Regions from separate parts of the Mus musculus genome. Here region 1 is linked to region 2. Evidence: chromatin loops called from intact Hi-C (ENCODE). Cell type or tissue: heart. All regions are shown on one strand. Links, peaks and the distances in the headings refer to the core of each region. The heading gives the core; the rest is flanking DNA.

Region 1 (8,346 bases), core at 314-8,313, 150 kb before region 2:
GTGACAACTATCAAACAAATAGCTGTTAGAGCTAGCTTTTGCTGCAAAACATGTCCTTCAAATTTAGTGACTTAAGATAACAATCGTCCTTACCTAGCTACTCTGTGAGGTGACAGTGCCAGTTGGGGGATTTTTCTTTTGATGTAGTTCAGACATGTGGCTGCAATTTGATTGCTGGATGGTGGTGGTGGAGGGGGTCTAAGAGAGACATAATTACTTCTCTGGTGGCTGATGTTTGCTGTGAGTTGGTGTTGGCCCTGGGCAGACATCAGTTATTAATGGTCTCATCATCTCCATCAGTATCTGCTACACTTTTTAAAATCTGGTCCTGCAAGATTTCAGCCAGCAAGAGGAAGTGAGCCCTGGCAAGTTTACAGATCTTTTTACAACACTCTCCAAGCCTCTGTCTTTTTCCCTCCTATTCTATGTGCTTGTCGATTCTTTGGCCAAGTCTGAAATCACTGTGGAAGGGTTTATGCAAAGGCATAAACAAGGATTCTAGAAAGCATGCAGAAGGGGGCGGGGGCACTGGATTCCACCTCAACAGTATAAAGTGTCATTCGAGTGACATTGGTGAGCAGTGAGTTCTTGAGACAAAACTGTTCTGGTGATAATAGCTTAGGAAGAAGCTCAGGTCATTGCAGTTTGTAATCACTGTCAGAGAAAGGACTGAAGGTGGGGGCTATGGACGAATCTTTGGAGAGAGGGTTAAGGACAGGCAAACAAGGAAGGCACTGAGAAAAGCCGCAGACTGACATGCCATGCCATAGATGTGGGGCAGCAAAGAATAAGCTTGAGTAGAGTAGAGTGTCCGTGAGGAATACAAGAAAAGAACATTAAGTAGATGTAAGCTGCATAAATTACTAATCATGTCCAGTTGAAAATCAAGCATAGGCTAGAACCACAGGTGCCCCGAGACACACGCTCCTTTTTTAAACAAAGAAATCATTTAGTTGCAGAAATAAAGATGGATGAGGGCAGATGTACACAGCAACTGGCAGATATACATACATGCATGCATATATACATACATATGTACATATATGCATATACACATGCATACATGTATGCATACATAGATACATACATACATACATAAATGCATATATGTATACAACAGTCTCCATACACTCATGCGTACATTTATATACATAATGCATGCATATATACATGCATATATGCACACATACATATTTACACACACATACATGCATGTATACATACATACATTTGTTATAGTATTCTCCATTAACTAACATTGAGACTACAGAGCAGGAAGGTAATTAACACATCAAATGGGAAGACCATAAGTGGACAACATTGAGACACGATGGAAGTTTTGAAGCTGTAGGTTTGTACGCACACTAGCTCTCCTCCCCACTACCTTCCTTTGTACATCATAGTCTGGCATGTGACTGAGAAGCGCTGTTCTGACATCATTGGTATCTAAAAAGCAGTTGCATTAGTTTGTTAGGTGTTTCTCATAAGCACCCCACATTTCCCACCTCTGCACATCCCATGGTTTCTCAGCATCATTCAATCTGATGCCCGGAACTATGCATAGTATCTCCCTCCCCTAAACCAGAGCAGGTCAACATTGATATGAGCATCAGACTTTCACCAACAAAGCCAGTGCTACATTTGTTTATCTTCCTGTGATACCACTGGTCAGTGTAGACTTCACAACAGAACTCATTAGTAATTTTATGGTAAAGTTCAAAGTCAGGCAGTCCTCAAAACTGGGTTACTTTCAAATACTTTTAAAGCCACTTTAAAATGTATTTTATTTCTACCATTTATTCCTATTAAAATCTAAAATCCTCTCTCTGGACTAGAGTAATGTTTAAAGTCTTTTATAGGAGCTTGCTTTAGCATTATCAGCTGCCGGTGTAAGGTCCTGTGGTACCCTGATGCACAAATGCCCTGTTCGGTGGTCAGTTTACTCTTTGACTTGTCTAACAAGATGTCAGTGAGTATGGTTACAGAATTTTACAACTGCTCTCTCCACTTTTTATGTAAACTTGATCTGTAGAGAGCAAGGAATCTGGAGTCATGAGATATAAATTCACCAGAAGTTAAGACATTTTTTGGACACCCGTGTATGTGACAAGATGATTGTAGTGAATATGGCAGCCCAGTAACAGATATTCCTGTCATGACCCCTTACCATAAGTGACAACTGTCAGTGATGGCTTGACGTCCCTCAAGCAAGGAAATCGCCACACAAAGCAAGTGTCAATGTGGCTCAGACAAGGCCTCCTCTGTCATTTCCATCCACCCTTGTCACAAGTTATGCAAGTTTTACTGGACATCTTGAGTCCTTTAACACTATAACTTCTTTTCAAACAATTTTCTAAATACTGAAAATCATTTCATCTGTTTGACCATTGTCCTAGTTAGGGTTACTATTGCCATGATTAAACACCATGACCGAAAAGCAAGTTGAGGAGAAAAGGGTTTATTTGGCTCTTGCTTTCAAATTGTAGTTCATCACTGAGGTAAGTCAGGACAGGAACTCAAACAGGGCAAGAACCTGGAACAACATCTCATTCTAAAATCCTGAGCTTGGTCACTCTTCAAAGTACACTATAGTCCAACTAAACCAAAAATGGCTGGCTCCGAACCCATGTGTTTCTCACTCCATGAGGCTAGGTGTCTCAGCTGGTCTTCAGTATATGCTCGAATCCTGAAGAAGTAGGTTGAATGAAGACTTGGGTGAAGGAATGGACTTGCTCCTGACTCAAGAGCAAAAGCTTCCTTCTCTGTGTCCTCATGTAGGCTTCGCAGAAGGCATGGCCCACTAGATCTCCATTAAAAGTGTCTCTTCCTACCCCAAAAAATGCAGATTAGAAGTAGGTCTTCCTACTTTAAATTAAGCAGAAATCCCTCATAAGCATGCTCATCCAAGAGCTTTTGTTTTGGGAGATAACCTGTGCATGCCCTGAGACCTAAATGGTAAAAGAGTCCCCACAAATCTCATGAGCATACATTTACATGCTCTATGTTAAAAGAATTTTAGGAGTAAGAACTATCTTACTATTTTTCACACTTTGTTAAACATAAATCATTATTACACAAGCAAACAAACCCATAATACAGTTGCGGTTGTGATTGTTCAACTTAGCCATTGGTCAACTGTGCCCCCTCCTAAGAAGGATCGAAGTATCCACACTTCGGTCTTCCTTCTTCTTGAGTTTCATGTGTTTTGCAAATTGTATCTTGGGTATTCTGAGCTTCTGAGCTAATATCCACTTACCAGTGAGTGCATATCACATGTGCTCTTTTATGATTGGGTTACCTCACTTAGGATGGTATCCTCCAGATCCATCCATTTGTCTAAAAATTTCATAAATTCATTGTTTTTAATAGTTGCGTAGAACTCCATTGTGTAAATGTATACATTCCTCTGCTGAAGGACATCTGGAGTTTTTCCAGGTTCTGGCTATTATAAATAAGGCTGCTATGAACATAGTGGAACATGTGTCCTTACTACAACTTGGAGCATCTTCTGGGTATATGCCCAGGAGTGGTATAGCTGGGTCCTCAAGTAGTAATATGTCCAATTTTCTGAGGAACCACCAGACTGATTTCCAGCTTACAATCTCACCAACAATGGAGAATTGTTCCTCTTTCTCCACATACTCGCCAGCATCTGCTGTCACCTGAGTTTTTGATCTTAGCCATTCTGACTGGTTTGAGGTAGAATCTCAGGGTCAGGGTATAGCAATGGGGGATGTGGAACTGGGGGTAGCAAGTGGAAAGTCCCAGATGCCAGGAAAGCAAGAGACTCCCAGGACCCCACAGGATGACATAAGCTGATATACCCCACAAAGAGAAGGGAGAACCTGTCAAGACCATACCTAGAGGTTAGGCATCCCCTCACCCCCATTGAGGGATGGGGCCATCCACCCATCTCCAAAATTTTAACCCAAAATTGCCTCTGTGTAAAGGAAATACAGGGACAAAGAGTGGAGCAGAGACTGAAGAAAAGGCCATCCAGAGACTGCCCCACATGGAGATCCATCCCACACGCAGCCACCAAACCCAGACTCTATTGCTGATGCCAAGAAGTGCTTGCTGACAGGAGCCTGATACAGCTGTCTCCTGAGAGGCTCTGCCAGATCCTGACCAATACAGATGCGGAGCCTCGCAGCCAACCATTGGACTGAGCACAGGTACCCCAACGGAGGAGTTAGGGAAAGGACTGAAGGAGCTGAAGGGGCCTTATCTGGCGTCAATGGGAGAGGAGGCCCTTGGTCCTGTGAAGACTTGATGCCCCAGTGTAGAGGAATGCTAGGGCAGTAAGGTGGGAGTGAGTGGGGGGGGGGGCACTCTCATAGAAGCAGGGTAAGTGGGGGATGGGTTAGGGGATTTGCAGAGTGGAAAGGGGATAACATTTGAAATGTAAATAAGTAAAATTCTTAAAAAGAAAAAAAAGTCTCTTGGTAGAGAGTGTAACAGCAGGGTGCCTTCTCTGTGCCGCTGCAGTGATAGTGGGGGATGGTCGTGAAACATTGCTCTGAAATACAAATTTGAAAAAAAAAAAAAAAGCGATATTCTGAAGCAAGGGACCTTCCCACGGACCTGTCAGAAGCTGAACTGGAGAAGGCACCACTAGGGGGCAGTATGCCTCTCATTTGCAGTAACCGGTTTCACCTCTGCCAAATTTCCAGGACCTCTAGCAGTTTTGAAATGTTTCTTCCTACTAATACTTGATTATCTCTTTCTCCAGCAGAAAACGTCTGCTGTGTGTTGTATCATTAGCTTTAGAAACTCAGTGGTTTAGAGAGGTAACTCCCAAGTGAGCTTGGCTGAACATTTAGAATTCATTATACTTTATTGGTTGTCAAATAACTAAGAACGGTGCCACCTATGATTTGCAAAGGAAATAACGTCTGACACAAAGTACTGTGTTTACAAGTGAAAGTAAACATGTGGGCTGGCAACGCTAGACTTGTACAAGCGAACTTTGCCCTTCATCTTAAACAGGCAGCTGCAATGAGAGCCCCTTTGCCCAAAATAGCTCACCATCAGCCTGTCACTCAGCCTGAAATCCATCAGGGCAGCGCTGCCTACGTTTTCCAGAGTGAGGGCTCCTACAAGCCAAGACTCACAGACCCTCCCTGATAATTCTCAGATTCTGAAGATATATAGTGTAAATATGTGTAATATCTAAAATATACTGTTTAAAGTACTGTCACCCAAGGAACTCCACACATTAGTGTGTTCTGAAAAGGTGGGAAATCAGACATGCAAATCACTTAGACAACAGTAAGGTTTTTTTCTTAAATAGGACCATGACCCATAGATGTAACTACACAACCTTACTGTTACAGAACAAGTCCTGGGGTCTGTAAGAAGACAGTCATTAGCTTTATATCACAAATGATGTTTTTGATACGGAAACATCTTCCTGTTTGGATAAATCTCTTTTGAAAACTCTCCAACTCTCAGAAATGTTAAATTGTGTACCTGTCTGCCTACAGTTAAGAAAGGCCAGTGTTCTTTCCCTGCCATTTATTTATTAGTACACTTGATATAATTTGCTTGTAACTGCCCACACGTGTTTGTTTTTTTTTGTTTTCCCTCCTGAAGGCATACCAAGGTTAAAGATCTTTTAAATATCAGTAGAAATTTGATCTCTCAAAGATGTCACCGTCAAGCAGTGTGTCTGCTTGACCTGAACATGGCTCTCTGGTGTCCTACTAAAAGTACGTAACAAGCATTCTTAGCTCAAGTTTCCTGCAAGTTTTGACATCATAGATGAACTATCTCCTGGCGCTATTAAAGGGATATCTGGCATCATGGAGCAGTGAAGGCGGCCAAGATTCCAGAGCTTGTGATGGCTGACGGGGAGGCTCTGCCACTCAGTTTTGGGAAAAGTCAAAGTGCAGAAACTTCCCGTACACCTTGTGCCTGGTTCCCATTGCTATGTATCAAGCAGGGTACAGCGACAAAGTAAAATGCTCACTCAGCTGGGTGACTTTCAAGATAAGGTTCAAAAAATAAGAAAGCCCGAATCCGGTACAACCCTAAGAAAACAATTGAACACCAATAAAATTGTCATCCAATGTAGAGAAAAGCAATTAATTATACTTCCCCAGCATCCAAGGATATTTTACTACAAAGTAGAAATGAGAAATGATTGGTTTTATTCTTGTCAAATACTCTTAATAAATATAGAAGACAGAGGAAAAGGTTGTGAGTGAATTATCAGCCACCCGAACAGTCCAGGGTCCTCTCAAACATCATCTCTCCATGACTTTCATCTGAACAGACAATTCTGGATCATAGTTACATGTGTAACTATGTATGATCATATATGATCATAGTTACATATGGTCCTCTGACTTCAGTAGACACAATTCTCCAAATTTGTGTCTCGTAGGCTGAGAAATGCTCATTAGGCTGATCTCCTTCAAGGTCTTAGAATATGTGGGTGATTTGTGCATAATTATACCATTAGCTCAAGTTAGCCAAAATGTAAGAATCTAAACCAGCTAAACTACATGCCTCTTCCAGGTTTGTCCCATATAACTTTCCCTGTCACAAAATTGTAGATGACAGTACATTGAAATGAAATCATTGATAGGAAATCCCTCTGGTCACTCAGGGAACTTTGTCTTCAGGCAAAGTTATCTGCTGAATGTGATTACATTCCTACACTCCATCTGGAAACTCAGGAAGCTGATTAGGAAAGTTATAAATAGAATGGGTACAAGTGGTTTGATGTCAGTCTTAAGACTTAAATAATGTTTAGCAGGTGTCAAACCGAGGCCTGCTTCTGTCTGATACTTTCATCGGTGACCTAGATAAGAACCTGGCAATCTACAGAGGCAAAGTCTCCAAGTGATATTGTAAACGTCTTGCTGTGTCCAGCCCACAACGTCCACTCTAATTTCTCCTCCCTCAACCAAGCTTCAGGTCATTTGCACAGCTCAAAGGATTTCATCCTGGAGTTGGTAACTGACTGATGTAACTAATGTAATTGCTCTTCTACGGGTCCTAGAGAGTCTAGATTTGTAAAGTAAGCTTATTGAAAATAATCCATTCGATAGGTACAAATAGGAATCTTGAATTGTTTATTACCTAGGCTACTGCCTCCTGCCAAGCATGGCTAAAACTCTTCTAAATTCATAGGCAATTTTGTAATCACAGCATATCTGAAACTATAGCATTCTTTCTGAACTAAATGGTTGGACCCTTCTCAATAGTATTTAAGTAGTCATCAACAATTGATTAATTAGCATCTGACACTACATGCAGGGAAACAATTGGCTTCTCTGGTTTAATATGTGAATATGCTGTTGTTTGGAGGTAGAGACTAATATTTTACTATATCAACATACCTCAGAGCTCATTCTAAATATATCTTTACATACATATGACATATGTCTTTTATTCTCCATGGTGAAGCCTGAAGGAGAGAACAGGTGACTAGCTGTGGTCCCATGAAAGAGAGAGCAGCTTGTTCCATGAGGCTCACTCAGCTCTAACAATGATTCCAGACCGTAACCAAAATGCCTGCTGTAATTTGGAAATTTGCAAAGGAATGCTTTAACCATATATAGTACAGGCTTAATGAATCTAAAACTATTTTCTAAATAAAAGAGCAGTGAATGCCAACTGGAGAAAAAAAAACCATAGGGCACACTTAAGAGGAACCACAAATATCTGAGAGGTCGAGAGAGCAGACTGCCTCCTGCAGACTTTGCTGTTAAAAATATTCCAGTGATGTATTTTTGTAGCAAGCCAAGGGAAAATGTCCATAAATAGCCCTAGGAAGACCGGCCAGGAACTCACGTTGCCAGTGAAAATATTAAATTCACCGTCATTAGAAATATTTCAAATTCAGTTAGTATTTTGAAAGGGAAAAATATGGAGACACTGAACCATGGTGACATTGAAGTGTGGAGGGAAATCAGTGCTTGCTAGATTCTCATTCATTCTCTCCCTGTTTTCACATCCTATGAACCTTCACCCCGAGTTTAGTTTTTATTTATCATGCATGCTCTTTTATTGTTTTTGTTCTGAGTGTGTGTGTGTGTGTGTGTGTGTGTGTGTGTGTGTAGAGCCCTGTCAACTTTCCCTCTGCATTCCAAGTCATCTCTCAACAGTCAACTCCTTTTATGGAAAAACAATCCGTGTGGGTGGGGTGGGTGTGAGGTCACAAGAGGAAATGTCCACTCTGTGACACAGGATCTGTATCAATAAGAAGTCCTTCATCCTGATAGACACTTCCTCGGGTGTTAACCGCAGGCACTCAACCATAAACTAGGACTTGGCAGCTGTAGACTCTAATCTACCTTCAGATTTGTGAAGTTTCACAATTTTTTTTTCCCTTGA
Region 2 (8,346 bases), core at 239-8,238:
TCATATCAGCTGGTGTATGCTGCCTGGTCGAGTGTTTGAGAGCTCTTGGGGGTCCAGGTCAGTTGAGACTGCTGGTCCTCCTACAGGGTTGACTTCCTCCTCAGCTTCTTCCAGCCTTTCCCTAATTCAACCACAGGGGTCAGCAGCTTCAGTCAGTTGGTTGGGTACAAATATCTGCATCTGCTTCTTTCTTTCAGCTGCTTCTTGGGTCTTCTGGAATGTGGTCATGTTACGTCCCTTTCTGTGAGTGCTCCGTAGCCTCAGTAATAGTGTCAGGTCTTGGGGTCTCCCCTTGAGCTGGATCCCATTTTGGGTTTGTGGCTGGACCTTCTTTTCTTCAGGTTCCTCTCCATTTTCATCCCTGCAGTTCTTTCAGACAGGAACAAATATGGGCCAGAGTATTGACTGTGGGATGGCAACCCCCTCCCTCACTTGATGTCCTGTCTTCCTGCTGGAGGTGGGCTTTATAAGTTCCCTCTCCCTACTGTCGGGCATTTCATTTAAGGTCTCTCACTTTGAGTTCTGAGAGTCTCTCATTTCCCAGGTCTCTGGTGCATTCTGGAGGGTACCCCCAAACTCCTACCTCCCGAAGTTGCCTGTTTCCATTATTTTTTTTTTTTGCTGACCCTCAGGGCTTCAGTCCTCTTTCCTCACCCAATACCAGATCAGGTTCTTCTCTACCCCTCACTACACCCCCCCACGCCCACTTTCCTTCCCAAGTCCCTCCCTCCCTCCCCACTTGTGATTGCTTTCTTCTTTCTCCCAAGTGGGACAGAGGCGTCCTCACATGGGCCCTTCAGCTTGTTGACTTTTTTGAGTTCTGTGGACTGTGTCTTGAGTATTAAGTACTTTTCTTTCTTCCTTTCTTCCTTTCTTCCTTTCTTCCTTTCTTCCTTTCTTCCTTTCTTCCTTTCTTTCCTTTCTTCCTTTCTTCCCTCCCTCCCTCCCTCCCTCCCTCCCTCCCTCCCTCCCTCTTTTCTTTCTTTCTTTCTTTCTTTCTTTCTTTCTTTCTTTCTTTCTTTCTTTCTTTCTCTCTCTCTCTCTCTCTCTCTCTCTCTCTCTCTCTCTCTCTCTCTCTCTCTATTTATTTATTTTGGCTAATATCCACTTATTAGTGAATACATACTATGCTTGTCCTTTTGGGTCTGAGTTACCTCACTCAGGATGATATTTTCTAGTTCCATCCATTTGCCTACAAAAGTCAGGGTGTCCTCATTCTTAATAGCTGAGTAGTACTCCATTGTGTAAATGAACTACATTTTCTGTATCCATTCTTCTGTTGTGGGACATCTGGGTTGTTTCTAGCTTCTGGCTATCACAAATAAGGCCACTATGAACATAGTCAAACATGTGCCCCTGTGGCATGGTGGGGCATCTTGGGTATATTCCCAAGAGTGGTATTGCTGGGTCTTCTGGTAAATCTATTTTGTTTTTGAAAGGAAAATTGCAGTACTTCCGACCACGCATTTGCCTGTAGTTGATACTTTTCTACTAAATTTATCTGTTCATAAAACAGGTATGAAAGTGTTTTGTTTGTTTGCGTCATTAAAGCAGCCTTTGCTTTTTAGTGTGTGTTTGTGTGTGTGTGTGTGTGTGTGTGTGTGTGTGTGTGCGTGCGTTTATGTGATGCTTTTGTAGGCATTCTGGTGTCTAATGGGTCGAGAAAACAATTAAGCTTTGAAACAAATACATGAGACACTTAGAGCTCTGATTGGGAAAAGAAACAAATCATTTGCCATTCATGTTAGAGAATCTACTTTATATCATGGACTTTAAAAGGCAACAGCAGGGCCAAGATGTACTTAGAGTCCTTGTTTTGTATGTGTTAAGTCCTGGGTTTGGTCTCTAGAGCTACAAATACAATAAATAAACTAAGAACCATCGTGTTAGTAACACAGTATAAATAGAAAGGATGGTGATGATGGTGATGATGGTGATGGTGGTGATGATGGTGATGGTGGTGGTGAATGAGTATGTACCAGGATAGAAAATTATGGCAAGCCATTGAAACTTTGAAAAAATTACTTCCTTAAAACATTTATATGTAAAATATATAATTTTGTCAAACACGATAACACTTATTTAAAATTAAGGGGTGCTCTTCATGATATCCTTTTTTCTACTAAAAGGAGTATTAATAGTATGCAGTTTATATGTAAATAAATATAATCTAGCATTTTACTTGAGCAAGAGAAATTGCTTAAACTTGTTAGGATCAAGCATAGTTCGTCAGTCTTTTACCCTTTGTCCACAACAGAGGATGGAGTTTTAGTATTTTGTGATGAAGAATTATAACATGGTGCTGAGACGGTGGCTCAGCAGGTGAGAGCACTTGCTCTGTAAGTGTGAGGACCTGAGCTTGGTCTCCAGCACTCAAAGACAAGAGAAATTCAGGCATGACTGTCCATGCCTGTAACTTCAGCACTGGCGCAAGGAAAGATGGATCCTGGGAGCTCCGTGGACAGCTGGGCTAACAAGATGGTGAACTTCTGATTCAGTGAGAGATGCTTCTCATGGCAGTGAGGAGAGTGGTATGTGGGAGACAGTCTGCATCCTCCTCTGGCCTCCACATGAGTGTGCATAGGTGCACACACCCATACATTTACATGATGCAATCAATGCACACAAATCATATACACACATGTACACATCACACGTAAGAACACAGAGAATTATAACACAAGATGTGGTTTTCCAGTTTTCAAATAATTAAAGAATTAAAATGGTTAGTGTTTGTGAAAAGTTTCAAACTGGAATCTCCAGTTTTACCTTTTGAAGGTAAAATACTCATGGAGTGAAGAATACACGTGATGCCAATGATTCCTGCCTTATAAGCGTGGGGTTTTCCACTGGAAGAATGCATCTAAGTTACTTCTGAATAGAGACCTGTCATATTTACATATTCATCAACAATTTAGAAACAAACTGCAGGAGATTTCCCTAATATATTCTTTTGCATGTTATTTTTTTTAAATTTTTCATAGGCAAATAAATATGAGCCCATAAAAGTTAGAAAAAACTTTCTGGCCGATTTCATGTCTTTTTTTATTGTTCTACTTCAGAAACATATTTATCAAGACACACACACACAGGGCCTGGGCAGATGGTTCTATCAATAAAGTCCTTGCCCTTGCAAGCATGAGGACCTGAGTTTAACCCCAAATACATGTAACAAGCCCGTCCTGTGTGCTAGTGCGTTGGAGACAAGAGTCCCAGGGCTTGTTGCTCTGCTAGGCTTGCCCAGTGGGTGAGCTGTGGGCTCAGCGAGAGCTCAGCCTAAGATTAAGGTGGAAGGTGACAGAACAAGACACCACTGCTGACTTCTGGACTCCACTAGCTCGTGCATGTACCCATATGTGCATATCCTGCACATACACAACGGTGCACGCTAGTTAAGCATGTTTGTTACCCTGAACTGCTATTTCATAAGCTCTGCAGAGGAAGTGAGAATTGTTCCCCATCCGATATTTGTTATGAGATCAGTTGACACTCACACTTAAATCTAAAGGATAGAACACCAGAACCCCCTACATCAGTCTAAATTTATAAAATAATTCTGAAAATAGCTAGAATCCCCTAGCATTCCTATGTAGTCCATATGACAATCTGGAAAAGAGTCACAGTTCAAATACGAGTACATGAGCAAGTCATTTGTGTCTAATGCATACAGAGTATTTGTACGTGACCTCCCTTAAAGCTCTGTTGGTACATTAGTCTATGGTCTATCAACAGTGTGTTTGTGACTAATGCAGCTGTCGCCATCTACTGAGCATAAGTAATTATTACACTTGAGTTGTTCTGGCAGTTCATAGTTACTCTGTATTTTTATGTATATATACGTTGTTCTCTGTATACTTTAAAAACTGCTTTATGACTTTGTCGAATTATTTGTGGCTTATTACATTTTATAAAGTTCTTTATTAGAAGAATCAGCATTTTAATATGTAGACTCGATTTATTTATAGAGTCCACACATAATATATGCCTAGAACTTGGGCACACTTGTCAGATTGGTAAATGTTATGATGCTGCTCGAGTTAACTTCTTCCACACCTCCCTTCACAGAATAAACACAATGTTGTTATTGTCTGTTCAAAAATGCAGTATCAAACAAGATTCCTGCAGGCTAATTTTTTTCTACCATAAAACAAATTACAACTTGTAATACTTAGTAGCATTGATAATAGGCAGTTTCACCATGATGAAGATTTTGTTTGACCTCTTTTTAGTCTAGTTAATTTCACATATTTCAACTACATTGATATTTCAGAAAACTGTTATTCTGCTTTTATGTTTATATAAAGATGTTTTTCTTATTTAATCTTATAAAAGAAATAAAGTTAATACATTTGCATGATTAAAAGTAAAGGATGGGAAGGATATTATAACAACTTAATTTCTATTTTCTTAAACAACTTGATAAATTACAAGTATCTCAAAGCCTGTCTCACCTTGTCCCAGCATTCCCTTCCGTATCTCCATTTCAGTATCTATTGGAAGGTGTTTGTTGAGCTCCCCCCGTGTCTGCCTTAATGCTAGGCGCTCATCTCACCGGTCCCATGTGTGTAATTAATTGTTCTGTTGGTGGCTGACCTTACTGCTTTGGACAGAACACACTAAATAAAGGTGGATAATTCTGGGGACATTTTGAGGTAACTGTTTTTTCATGTACTTGATTTTTTATTACGGTAGTGTCTAGCAATTCATAAGAAGGAAACTGAGAGTGAAATTTTGGAAGATTTTACAACTTCAGAGCCTTGTATGCATTGGTTAGAGAGTAGGCAATTTGAAACTTTATTATGGAAAAGGAACATGTTTAGACAGAGTAAAAATCAGGGTATCAAGCCGCATGAAAGGAGGCAAATGTTAGTAGCTCTTATAAAGGAAATTGTAAGCATAGCACATGATGTTAAGAAAGTGAACCTTGATCTAGATTGCTTTCTGTTGCTGTGGTAAACACCCTGACCAAGGGCAACTTGGGAGGAAAGGGTTGATTTGGCTTATGCTTTCCAGGGCTCAGTGCATCCCCGAGGGAATTCTAGGCAGGAAGTCAAGGAAGAAGTTGAAGCAGAAACCAAAGAGGAACTGTGCCCAGATGCACCTGCCCGGGGCTGATACGGCCTGCAGTTGGCTGGGCTGTCCTCCGCGAATCTCAGTAAAGATAGTTCATCACAGGCATTGCCACAGGCCGCTTCTTTAACTGAGGCTCTGTCTTGGCTGTGTCAAGTTTCTGATACAGACTAAGAAGAACACACGTCTATCTAAATAAATAAAACTACCAAGCAGCATTAATTTGGGGCGTTAAAAAGGCGGAAGAAAGGAGCAGTGTTTTCAGTGGTTATTGTGAGATTTTTTTGTTATTGTTGAAATATATAATGAAGCAAAACTAACTGGACTTGAGAAGCACACACTGAAAGGGTTTTGATTTACTTGCCTCTGGAAGGAATTGATGCTCACATATAAACGGATTCTAAACTCTTTGAATCAGTTTTATTTTTGTCTCTAGTCATATTTTACTCAGTGATTGCTAAGGAGCATTGTCTACATTTTTTAAGCTGAAGAATGGGAAAGAAACAAGAATAAGAAGAGGAAAATATTCTTTTTCCTTTTTTTTTTTAAAGGAAAGGTTTACTTTTAAATAAACTAGTTTAAATTTGAGCGCACTTGGCATGAAAATCTAGATGACATTCTGAGAGTGGGAGGTGGGAGAGGAAAGAGCACGTGATGTGTATATGTATGCGTTCACATATGTGTGTGAATTTGGTCACTTTCGTGCCATGGTGTGCGTGCATAGATCAGGTGACAACCTTTGGTACTGCTCTTTTCTTTACATCTTGTTTGAGACAATTTCTTTTGCTTATTTTTTTTTACTACAAATGGTAGGCTAGCTGTCTTGTGGGTTTCTAGGAGTTCCCCTGTCTTTGTCTCCCATCTCCCTAAAGAGAGTAGAGATTATCACTCTTGGCATGTTAGCTTTTGCAGTCTTGGGATTCTAATACTTACTCAAACTTCTGTGGCGAGCACTTTTACCCTTTAAGCCGTTTATTTAGCCTCTAGCTGGCATTCCTAAGCACATGACTAATAAGATGAGATAAGACAAGTGAGCAGAATTGAAAAGACCCAGAATGAGTTCTCAAGAGTTAGGTCACATTTAACCATAGCATGGATTTCAAATGGTTGATGGGAATAGTAATTTCAACAAATCATCAAAGAAAAGGTCTTAAGACCTCTGTACAGAATTAATGAGTGACATGTATTTATTGTAATTTAAGCAAATCATATGCTTAAAGGATCAACCATTGACTTGGGTGGAGACCTCCGCAACCCTGCCCCCTAATTTAGCATGTATTGTGAAGATATGCATCTATTACCAGTCCATCCTTCAAACATATATTGGGAATTTATGAAATTGGACCAATTCTAGAGAATAAGAAATAGGAAGTTTAATGTATCTATGCGCAGCTGAAACCAACATATTTGACTCTTCTGTAACACCTGATACAGAGGAAGATTCTTCCTTTGTGTTTTAAGAGCAAGATGCTTGAAAGTAAACCTTATGAAATGCAGTCATACCCAAAAGACAGTGTTTCATAGACCTTCTCATCCATCACCCCCCACCCCCACTCTGATTTCTTGTAGCTCCTAAATCTGTTGGCACACAAGTGCAGCACTACTAAATATCACCTGGTATATTACCTTTCAGCTCTTGACATTGGTTTCTAAGAGCTTCATAAATAACAATCCTGAAAAACAAACAAACAAGCAGCCAAGAAGTTACTGTGCATTGATATACTTTTGGCTGGGAGATTGTTAAGTTATGCATTGGACATTTTGTTTTTCTTGCAGACCTCATAGATTAGCAATGGCCCCAGCTCACACTTAGTTTATTTGACCCTCCATATCTGTGGGTCCTCATCCATAAATCCACCCAACTATGGATCTAAACTTTTTTCCATCTAGATTCTATAGACTTTCATTCCTAGCCATTCTCTACACAATATCACACCTATTTCTATAGCATTTACTTTGTGTTGGGCATTATAAGTAGTAATCTAGAACAAATATCAATGTCGTGCACCTGTAGTTGTAGTTACATAAGGTGGTGAGAGAGGAGAATGGATAGTTCAGGGTGAGCTTGGATGGCAGAAGAAGACCTTCACATGGAATAGAAAAAGTCCAGCAAAAGCTCTATGAAGTCCTTACTTTGTGCCACTCACTTTCCAGCGGCTAGATCATAGGAGAACAAGAATGCTGGGGAAGCGTAGAAGAACATACAGTGTGACAAAAAAAATGCAAAGGGGGTTTTACTTTACTGTGTGGCTTATATATGGCAGCATGATATGCCATATGAAAGAGAAGGCTGAGGTCAGTAGACACTAGTTAGGGATTCCCATTTATTTAAATTCCTGAGCATAAACCACTTAAGGCAATTCATCGATCTCTTACTTTCCTCACTAAGGTTCATGGTTAACAGTCTTCTGACTGTCTCAGGGTCTCATCTCTGGGTTACCTGTCTCAGTGCCTCCTCTTTGCTTCATTCTACAGTTGTTATCAGTTACCTCACTGACAGTATTTTGAATCACCAAATACCCGGGTTGCCACAGACCCTTTTTGGTCCCTGTCTGCTTAGAATGGGTCTCTAGTTGCAGGTGAACAAGGAGTCGGCGAATGAATGACAAACAGAAGCGACACAAGAGATTGTGTAGAATCTGAATGTATTGTCACAAAGTGTACACCAGTCTTATATAACACAGAAAGCAAAGGGGTAGGAGGTCAAGGCTGGAAATGTACATTGAAGTTACCTGACACAAAACAAAGGAATGACTTTTGAAGGACTTACAGGAACCAGGTAATATTTACAGTAAAGATAAAACAGCTCTGCCTAAGGTCAGCTAATGACAGGTAAGGATTTCACACCCTCATCACAATTTGTGCTACTCCTTTGAGCCTTGTGAAAGCTAGCACCAGGGGGTTCTGCTCTAGCAGACCTTCTCATGAAAATTGCAATACCACAAACCTCCTATTTCCTAGGCTGATAAATTCTTGTATGAGTGTAACTTGGCTGTTCTTTTAAGTATCTATGGAGAATCTCCATTTGTCAGAAGAATTCACCAACTTGTAATATACAATGTAGCCTGCTATACCAGGCTGTAGTGAAGATTCCTCTCAGTGGGATTCCCTAACTCTTACATGGTAAACCCACCTATTAGCTAGGCCATTGTGTATTCCCTTGTTTGGGTAAGACTGGCTACTGTCCTAAGTAATCACTCTGCAGACTAGCCCTGAGCTGTTCTAGCTCCTTCTTTATAATGCCTAATTAGTTTCACATCTCTACTAGAAGTAAAT

The links. Hi-C counts contacts between places; a loop is a spot of excess contacts. Peaks named below come from ENCODE experiments on the same cell type or tissue, not always from the same donor. Only the 100,000 strongest peaks of a DNase experiment are listed, where the experiment ranks them.
Region 1: it touches region 2 in a loop (8-fold over the local background); 28 of 42 quality-filtered maps call a loop at or near these places.

What each region holds. Positions count from the first base shown.
Region 1 is chr3:142,439,822-142,448,167 of GRCm38, reverse strand. No RefSeq gene overlaps it. Among named protein-coding and RNA genes, the nearest start is that of Gm33189, 10 kb to the right of the region's middle. In heart, for the core only: a CTCF peak has its summit at 4,620 (motif pointing right); DNase peaks (open chromatin) are centred at 4,607, 5,007, 8,257, 8,287 and 1 weaker place; H3K4me3 peaks cover 1,005 bases; H3K27ac peaks cover 4,815 bases.
Region 2 is chr3:142,290,453-142,298,798 of GRCm38, reverse strand. The region is part of intron 7 of Pdlim5 (PDZ and LIM domain 5); the gene reads left to right. Among named protein-coding and RNA genes, the nearest start is that of Pdlim5, 100 kb to the left of the region's middle. In heart, for the core only: a CTCF peak has its summit at 3,763 (motif pointing left); no DNase peak of the experiment used is centred there.